Regions from separate parts of the Homo sapiens genome. Here region 2 is linked to region 1. A link is a contact called in ENCODE Hi-C or POLR2A ChIA-PET data. All regions are on one chromosome and are shown on one strand. The core of a region is the stretch at or near the end of the contact, and the rest is flanking DNA. Distances in the headings are between cores, read along the strand shown. Region 1 overlaps SEMA4D (semaphorin 4D). Region 2 overlaps SEMA4D (semaphorin 4D).

Evidence for each region. A loop is a pair of places that touch in the nucleus more often than their neighbours do. ChIA-PET counts read pairs that join two places held with the same protein, here RNA polymerase II (POLR2A). Pooled maps may share reads with other maps.
Region 2: a loop to region 1 is called in a map of naive thymus-derived CD4-positive, alpha-beta T cell, with 4 times the contacts of the local background. The contact joins two enhancer-like sites. A Hi-C loop is called at or near these places in 8 of 168 maps with a recorded cell type or tissue (CD4-positive, alpha-beta T cell, CD4-positive, alpha-beta memory T cell, CD8-positive, alpha-beta T cell and 4 more), 35 of 37 single-sample maps with no recorded cell type and 17 of 50 pooled maps. POLR2A ChIA-PET finds 5 or more read pairs at or near these places in 23 of 52 experiments (B cell, CD4-positive, alpha-beta T cell, CD4-positive, alpha-beta memory T cell and 16 more).

The regions. Positions count from the first base shown.
Region 1 is chr9:89,419,722-89,423,621 of GRCh38, forward strand. All of the region lies in intron 2 of SEMA4D (semaphorin 4D), which reads right to left. Among named protein-coding and RNA genes, the nearest start is that of SEMA4D, 76 kb to the right of the region's middle. RefSeq lists an enhancer at 869-1,018. Within about 2 kb of position 2,495, at least 6 of the 41 ENCODE cell types and tissues checked have a DNase peak (open chromatin) inside an H3K27ac peak, as active enhancers do; they include CD4-positive, alpha-beta T cell and CD8-positive, alpha-beta T cell, where a contact is called at or near this core.
Region 2 is chr9:89,463,446-89,467,327 of GRCh38, forward strand. All of the region lies in intron 1 of SEMA4D (semaphorin 4D), which reads right to left. Among named protein-coding and RNA genes, the nearest start is that of SEMA4D, 33 kb to the right of the region's middle. RefSeq lists a silencer at 372-441 and enhancers at 952-1,011, 2,200-2,896, 2,897-3,592. Within about 2 kb of position 1,251, at least 8 of the 41 ENCODE cell types and tissues checked have a DNase peak (open chromatin) inside an H3K27ac peak, as active enhancers do; they include CD4-positive, alpha-beta T cell and CD8-positive, alpha-beta T cell, where a contact is called at or near this core.

The DNA.
Region 1 (3,900 bases), core at 1,245-3,744:
GACCAACAAGGCAAAACCCCGTCTCTATCAAAAAAAAATACAAAAATTAGCTGGGTGTGGTGGTGCGCACCTGTCATCCCAGCTACTTGGGAGGCTGAGGCAGGAGAATCGCTTGAACTCAGGAGGTGGAGGTTGGAGTGAGCCAAGATCGCGCCATTGCACTCTGACCTGGGTGACAGAAAAAGACTCCGTCTCAAAAAAAACAAAAAAACACCTGAAAAACTTCTATTTTTTAGAAATGAAATAAGCCTTTGTCACTTTAATAAAGACCCAGAACTGCTCATCCTGTGGTTTAAGACACGTATCATATTCACGGTAATTTTGTGGCATCCAACAACAAATGTCAGCAGGTCTGGGTTCTCATCTCAATTGCCTCCAACAACTCCACCTGAACACCAGCATCCTTGTGTCCTGCCTCCCAGCTGGGGGTTCATATCTAGCCTCCAAAAACAGCTGCCAGCCCCAAGGTTCCTGAGTGGGAACACACTTCCTTTCTTAGTGAATTGCCCAGGCCCCAACCCCGCGTTGCCTTCACCCTACACATACACGGTTTGTTTCTTCTTTCTCAGCGTGCAACCCCACAGTTATGAGTTACCTGGCTTAAAAATGCAAACCCACACTTCTCATGTAATTACTCATCATGCTGTTTTAACTCATATCTCCCAACTCCTGACAGCACAGGTAAAAAGAATCCAATGGCCTGTTCATCAAAAAGCAATGAAATTAATTAGGAGAGAGAAGCATTTCCCTCTCATGGCCTTCACATCCTCTCCTGGTGCACCCCCTCTAGTGCAGGAGAGTGTGGGGCTCCAACGCCCAGGCCTTGCGAACAGGTATTTAGTGGTCGCTGATGGCAGAAGGACAGAGCCACTGGCAGCGCCTTCATCTGGCCTCCATCCTGCAGACATGACCTCGCCTTCTGGGCGTACTCCCTAAGCAGGGACCTGGTGTTCTTCAGCACACAGAGAAGACAAGTGGGATGAAGCAAGAGCAAGGGGCTCTGCAATCAGAGGAACCTGGGTTCCAGTCCTGGCTTCTCCAAGTTGTGTGTTCCTGAGGGAAGTTACTGAGCCTCTCTGGGCCTCTGTTTCCTTATCCAAAAAGTGGGCATACTAATACTGCCTGTCTCATTTGGTTATGAGGATCCATGACTAATCAGTTAATGCTTCCTAGTGCTTTCCTAGGTGCCCGATGCTGTTTAAGCACTGGGAGGCATTAACTATCATTCTTACCACTTGTGAAATGAAGCCAGTTATATCTGCCTAGCTAAGAAGACTCAGAGAGATATAACAAGCAGGGTGCAGCTATTAGCACATCTAACAACCCCTACTGCCAGGGACTGTGGGCTCCACCAGCCTCCTCCTGCACACACGGGGGATCGGGGCTTCCCCAGGTCCACATAGACTCCTGGAAGCAGGGCTTAGGAACACTGTGACAGGCAGCACTGCTGTGGCTGTGGACGGGGAGAGGGCCGTGAGCCCCTTCTGCTCAATCTCCTCATCCTGGCCCAGAAGCAGGTAAGGAAGTTCCGGAGGCAGAGAGCAATGGGGGACCTTCTGCTGAAATTGGCACTGCAGCACACACCTCGATGGGGTAGGCATGCATATTACAACACAATACCATTACACTCTGCTGAGCAGGGCACCCATGAGAAAGGCTGGCTACAAAGTACACAGACAGGGCCCGGAGGACATGTTTCCGCACCCTGCTGGGCAACACCTGCCAAGAAGCTACATCCAGAATCTCTGATCCAACAGTCCTCTACCAAGAATTCAGTATGGATATACCCCATGTGTGCAATATGACTGGAACGAGGCTATTCAATAGGTAAACTCCAAAGACACCCAGAAGTCCACCAGTGTGTGTGCGTCTATGTGCATGGGTACACACAGATACAGCATAGAACGTTTTCTATACAAATTATTGCACATTCCAGAGGATGGAATACTATGCAACTGTTAAAAAGAATAAAGCTGCAATTGTATGAAAGGGCGCTGTTCAGTAAAAAGTAAGGTTCCCAAAAATGTGAGTAGTATGTTTCCGTCTGTGCAGGCACATGGTGTGTGACCGTGTGTGTGCGTGTGTGTGTGTGTGTGGGTGTGCACACAGGCTCATCAGAAGGATGATTCAAGAGATCACAATTTAATCAAGAACCTGCTGGCAGCAATGCCTATAGAGAGAATTTGATCTGCAAAAGGAGTGTGCTTCATTTTTCATGATTTTGATTCTTTAGAACTATTCGAATTCCTTCCTTAATCATGTGGTTTTCTAACTAAAATATTTTAAATCTGATATCAAAAGTAAAATACAGTAATTGTAGAAAATTTGAAAAATTCAAGAAAGGCAAGAGAACACATTGCTGACGATCTCTAAAAAGGTTACACAGGTTATAACGCTGGTTAAAGTAAGATCCCAGCTCGGGTGTCTCCTGTACTAACTTTACTAAGAGGAAGATTTCATCAAAATGGAAATTTTTAAGAACAGCAGACAGACATGACATACAGTTCTGGTCTTTCTGGCATTTTGGTGAATTCCTCATTCTAAGAAACTCTGACTCATTCACTCAACAGTCACTACTGGAGGGTGTGGGGTGAAGGTGAGAGTCAGATATAGACTGTAGACCCCCAGCCCCTGCTTTCTGGCTTGGGGAGGGCAGGCCACAGCAACCGCACAGGACGGTTGGGGGGCCCTGCTGGCTCTGTAACATGGGAAGTGGGACAGGCAGGCTGGGAGCCATGCAAGAGGAGACCTGAAGTCCAAGAGAGAGGCTGGAGCCTACAGGCTGGTAGAGGAAGAGGGCCCGCGTGGGTCACGTCCAGGTCCTGTGTGTCCCTGCCCCGAGCACCATGCGTGCGCATCCCCGTGCCGTTTATTACGTGGTGCCCTCAGCAGCCTGTCACGGCTGTGCAATATTCCATAATTAAATATCATAATGTGGGACATTCCGATCCTTTCCAACTCTCCACTTACAATTCATTTTTCTTTAACCACCAGCAGTACCCGGCCAAGAATCTTTTCTGTCTGGAATGTTCACAGTGATGTTACAGAGGTCTAGGCACCACACAGAGGGCACTGGGAGATGGGCACGGGGGAGATTCCATGGTTCCATCATGTCTGTCTGCTGTTCTTGAAAATCTCCATTTTGATGAAATCTCTTAATAAAGTTAGTACAGAAGACACAAGTGCTGGGATCTTTAGTAGTCGTTACAACCTGTATAACCATTTTAGAGACTGTCAGCAATGTGTCAGCAATGTGTTCTTCTCTTGCCTTTCTTAAACAGAGGCTCAGGGCTTCTACTGATCAGGCTGACAGGTTTGCTTCCTTTAACTGGGAAATAATCACACATAACTTCCATGATTTATTTTCATTTGACTCTCTTCTAAAACTTTCAGTTAGTTGAGCTGAAGTCATTTTTGCAAAGTAATACTATATTTGCTATAAAATACAAGTCACCTAGCTCAAACTTTTTTTTTTTTTTTTTAAATTGAGATGGAGTTTCACTCTTGTTGCCCAGGCTGGAGTGCAATGGCGTGATCTCGGCTCACTGCAATCTCCACCTTCCGGGTTCAAGTGATTCTCCTGCCTCAGCCTCCCAAGTAGTTGGGATTACAGGCATGTGCCACCATGCCTGGCTAATTTTGTATTTTTCGTACACACAGGGTTTCTCCATGTTGGTCAGGCTGGTCTCAAACTCCCAACCTCGGTGATCCGTCCACCTCGGCCTCTCAAAGTGCTGGGATTATAGGCATGAGCCACTGTGTCCGGCCAGCTCAAACATTTTTTATGCTTCTTTCAAGTCTATTAGAAACCTTAATTGCTTCTTAGTTTCTCCCCCAACTATGGAGGAAGCATATTGTGATAGCTGCAGTGCCGGCTGTGAGGCCAGCTTGCCTGGTTCA
Region 2 (3,882 bases), core at 1-2,500, 42 kb after region 1:
TCTGTTCAGCAGGGCTACTTGGGGGCTTTTCATGATCAAGTCCCAGACTTGCTCTTTCTCATCCAGGTCATGACCAGCCCTTTTTCGCTGCTGCTTTTTCATTTTCGCAGCAGAGGTGGGGAGGTACAAAACTAATTAGCGTCAACCAGTCTCCAAAGTGTATTCACAACACAAGGTCTCTATGTTGTGTTTAAAGAACCAAATGGTGGGCCGGGCATGGTGGCTCACGCCTGTAATCCCAGCACTTTGGGAGGCTGAGGCGGGCATATCACGAGGTCAGGAGTTCAAGATCAGCCTGGCCAACATGGTGAAACCCCATCTCTACTAAAAATATAAAAATTAGCAGGGTGTGGCGGCGGGCACCTGTAATCCCAGCTACTTGGGAGGCTGAGGCAGGAGGCTTGCTTGAACCCAGGAGGTGGAGGTTGCGGTGAGCCGAGATTGCACCACTGCACTCCAGCCTGGGTGACAGAGCAAGACTCCGTCTCAGACAAAAAAAAAAAAAGAACCAAATCGTGCCAACTAGAGCCAAAGGCTTAACTTCAACCCTTGCAGTCATGGGGGCACTTTCTCCACTTTCCACCTTAGACACGTGCTTTTGGGGTTCTATGTGCTTTTCTTAAATTTCAGAATCAGAACACCAGTCAAAAATGGAGAGTGTGACTCACCTTCCCCCACCCCCAAGAAAACTGCCACAAAACCGCACTGTGAGCCTGTTTCTTCCTCTCTTCTCTCAGATGCACTACGCTCTCAGGGACCAAGGACACTTTGTTCTAATCATGTTGAAGATGTAAAACAAAAATACTTAATTGTAAATTGAATTATTTCACCAAGATGCTACCTGTGAGAAAAAAGGAATGGCTGGAAATCCTGCCTTCCGACCTGGGTTTCGGATGATTATAAACAGCTGGGGTGGGGCTGAGGACCTCAGGGGCAAGGCAGCCACAGTTGGGGGTGGGGGGCAACACATTACAAGTCCAGCAGCAGGGCGCAGCCAGGCTGCCTCTGGCCACCTCCCCAATGCCCAGGATCTGGACAGGAAAAGACAGGAGTTCATCAATAAGGAGAGACCCCTCAGATGTGGGGTGCAACACCCCAGCTAGGAAGGGCAGCAACAGGTCCTCTCCCTGCAAGATCATGGGAACAAAGAAGAGGACAGGGACACTGAGGACAGGGTTCAAAACCCACTGGTCTCCCCAGAGTGAAGCACCCCCAGGGGAAACTGACAGCAACTCAGGCAGTCACAGAGGTCAACCATCAGAGAGGTGAGTGCTAGACAAAAACCACATCCTCATTCTTTGGGTCCATTAGGAAATGGGCAGGGTTGCAGGGGTCCCCCGCCTCCTGGAGAGGGCTGGATAAGCCTGAGTTACCACGGGGTGTGGGGGGAGGGTGCGGAGAGCACCCCCAGGGCGAGGGTCCTGCTCTCTGCTCAGCCCACAGTGACATCTCTAATGCAAGCATATGCTGGCTCTAAATTATATTAGCTTGCTTGCTTTATTTGGATGCATCTCTGTTTTTGACACCATGTCCTCTCTATAGCTATAAACATCTCGCATGCTTTACAAAGCACTGAGCACACAATAATTAACCAATACTCACTGACCAACCTGTCAGGGGCAAAGAGGACCAGCCCAGGAAGGGGGCACATTTCCACATATCACCCAAGAGCCTCTCACGCTGGCTCAGACCCACAGACAAGACTGGGAAGATCCGCCCACAGAATGTTCCTCCTTGCCCTCCATGACCAGATTCTCACTTTAAAAAGAGCCCTTAGTCCGGTGCATCCCGCGGAGAACAGACAAGAGGGGCCTAAGTCCCCAGGAAACCAGCACCATCCATCCGGTGAGATTGCTGGCCACTCAGCCCAGGGGTGATGGCTGCTAACGGGTCACTTAAAAAAAATGACCATGCATTAAAAACATTATTAAATCATCACTCACAAGAGAACCAAGGAGGTGTCACAATCCCTTCAGAGGGGAAGTCAAAGAATCACAAAAAGACATGGAGTTGGCTGGGGGAATGGGGATGGATTGGGCCATGATGGATTGATAATTAGGGGGCTTCCTTTTGGGGTGCTGGAAATGTCTTGGAGCTAGAGGTTGCACAACATTGCAAATGTACTAACTGCCATGGAACTATTCACTTTAATATGATTAACTTTATGTTATGTGAATTTCACCTCAAGAAAAAAATAATACAGAGTAAAAGAATATTGACATGAATTTCCAACGGACACAATACCAGCCTTTTCCATGGGGAGTCAATTGTCTCTCCAGGAGGCTGAACCCATTTGCACGTCTAGGGACAAGGATTATTTGCATTGCCTTCGGATATCTATGACTTACAGAGCTGTACAAAGACAGGTGAGCCCTGGGTGGCCCCAGTGCTCCATTCAAAGGCTGCCTATGCCCAAGTCCAAGGTGGAATGAGGAGAAGATGGAGTCCACAGGTTTAGGAGGAAACCAGCTTTAGCCGATGGGAAGGTGATGCTGCAGAATAAGGTGTGTCTAGAGATGGTGTCAGGAGTGACTCCTGCATTTCTTGGAGGCAGGGGGGAAGGTGGGCTCACTGGAGCACTGGGGCTTGAGGAGATGGTCCACCATGTGACACAGTGAGAAGCCGAGGTGTCCAAGGCACCATGAAGGGGCAGGACCACACAGGGTGCACGCCAGGCAGTTTGCAGCCCTGGCCTGGCTAGGGGCTTCCGTAGCACAGTGCCGCAGCTCCTGGGGCACACACCAAGGGATCAGGCACACGAAATGCTCAATGACACACACAAACATAATTTCCCCTGACTTGTACAAAAAATAGGGTGATCACTCCGCTCTGAGTTCCCACGTAGTGATGCAGACTCATTTTCAGAAACGCCTTTTCTTTCTGCCAATCTGGAATTCTTTCTGGGCTCCTCGAACACCTCTAAGAATCCACAACCTTAGACAGAGGGCTGCCTGGGGCCTTTCCCTTCCGGCTTTCCCCAGGCATCCACACCTACAACACCTGGGACACGCTAACACTCACAGGCCAGGTGAACACATGCTTGACTGCTCTCCATATGTACCGAGGGCTGCCCATGACCTCTGTGAGTGACCTTTCTGTCTAGACCATACGCAGTGCATCATCGAGGGAGCACACAGCCCCCGTGTGCACAAGGTCATGCTCCAGAAGCATCACTCACCTGCATGTGCACACTCTCAAGGCACAGCCAACTCCACTTTTCCACTGCAATTAGTACACAGTAATTATTACCCAAACCCAGCACATGGAAACATGGTCTGCAGCCTACATGGACTGTGTTTCCAGTGAGTTGTCCTTGTGTGCAGCAGGGAGGCGGCTACCAGGTCACAAGCATTCACCTCGGAGTGCACATGACGATGACCAATACGAGCCTGATGTCATTATCGGAGCCTCCTTCAAGGATGCTGCTCCCTCCCCACAGTGGTCTTGTTACTCTATAACTAGAAGTTTCTGAGCCACCAGCTCCAGAATGCAAGGCCCAAAAAGGGCCCTGTTACTCTTTTACAAGCAACCAGAGCAGAAACGAAAATGTCACCAACCTCCCAGAAAGAAACTGAATTATTCATCTGCAGCATTCACAGCCCCATGTGTGAAGTTAACGGGGGTTGTCCCCCTTGTTGTTCAGGCTGAAAAGTTTCCATGACTAGATGTGGGCACTCCTGTCCCAGCTCGTGTATCATGCCTGCCTCCTTCCTGGTGGCCACACAAGGACATGGGTACACGGCCCTTGCACTTGTATGAGCACGTGCCCACCCTTTCTCCTCACGTCCTCACATCCCCAGCTTCCCGGCTCCTTACACCGTAGAACCTGGATGACCTTGTGAAAACACACACATCTGATGCTCCCTCCGAGGTCCCTATACC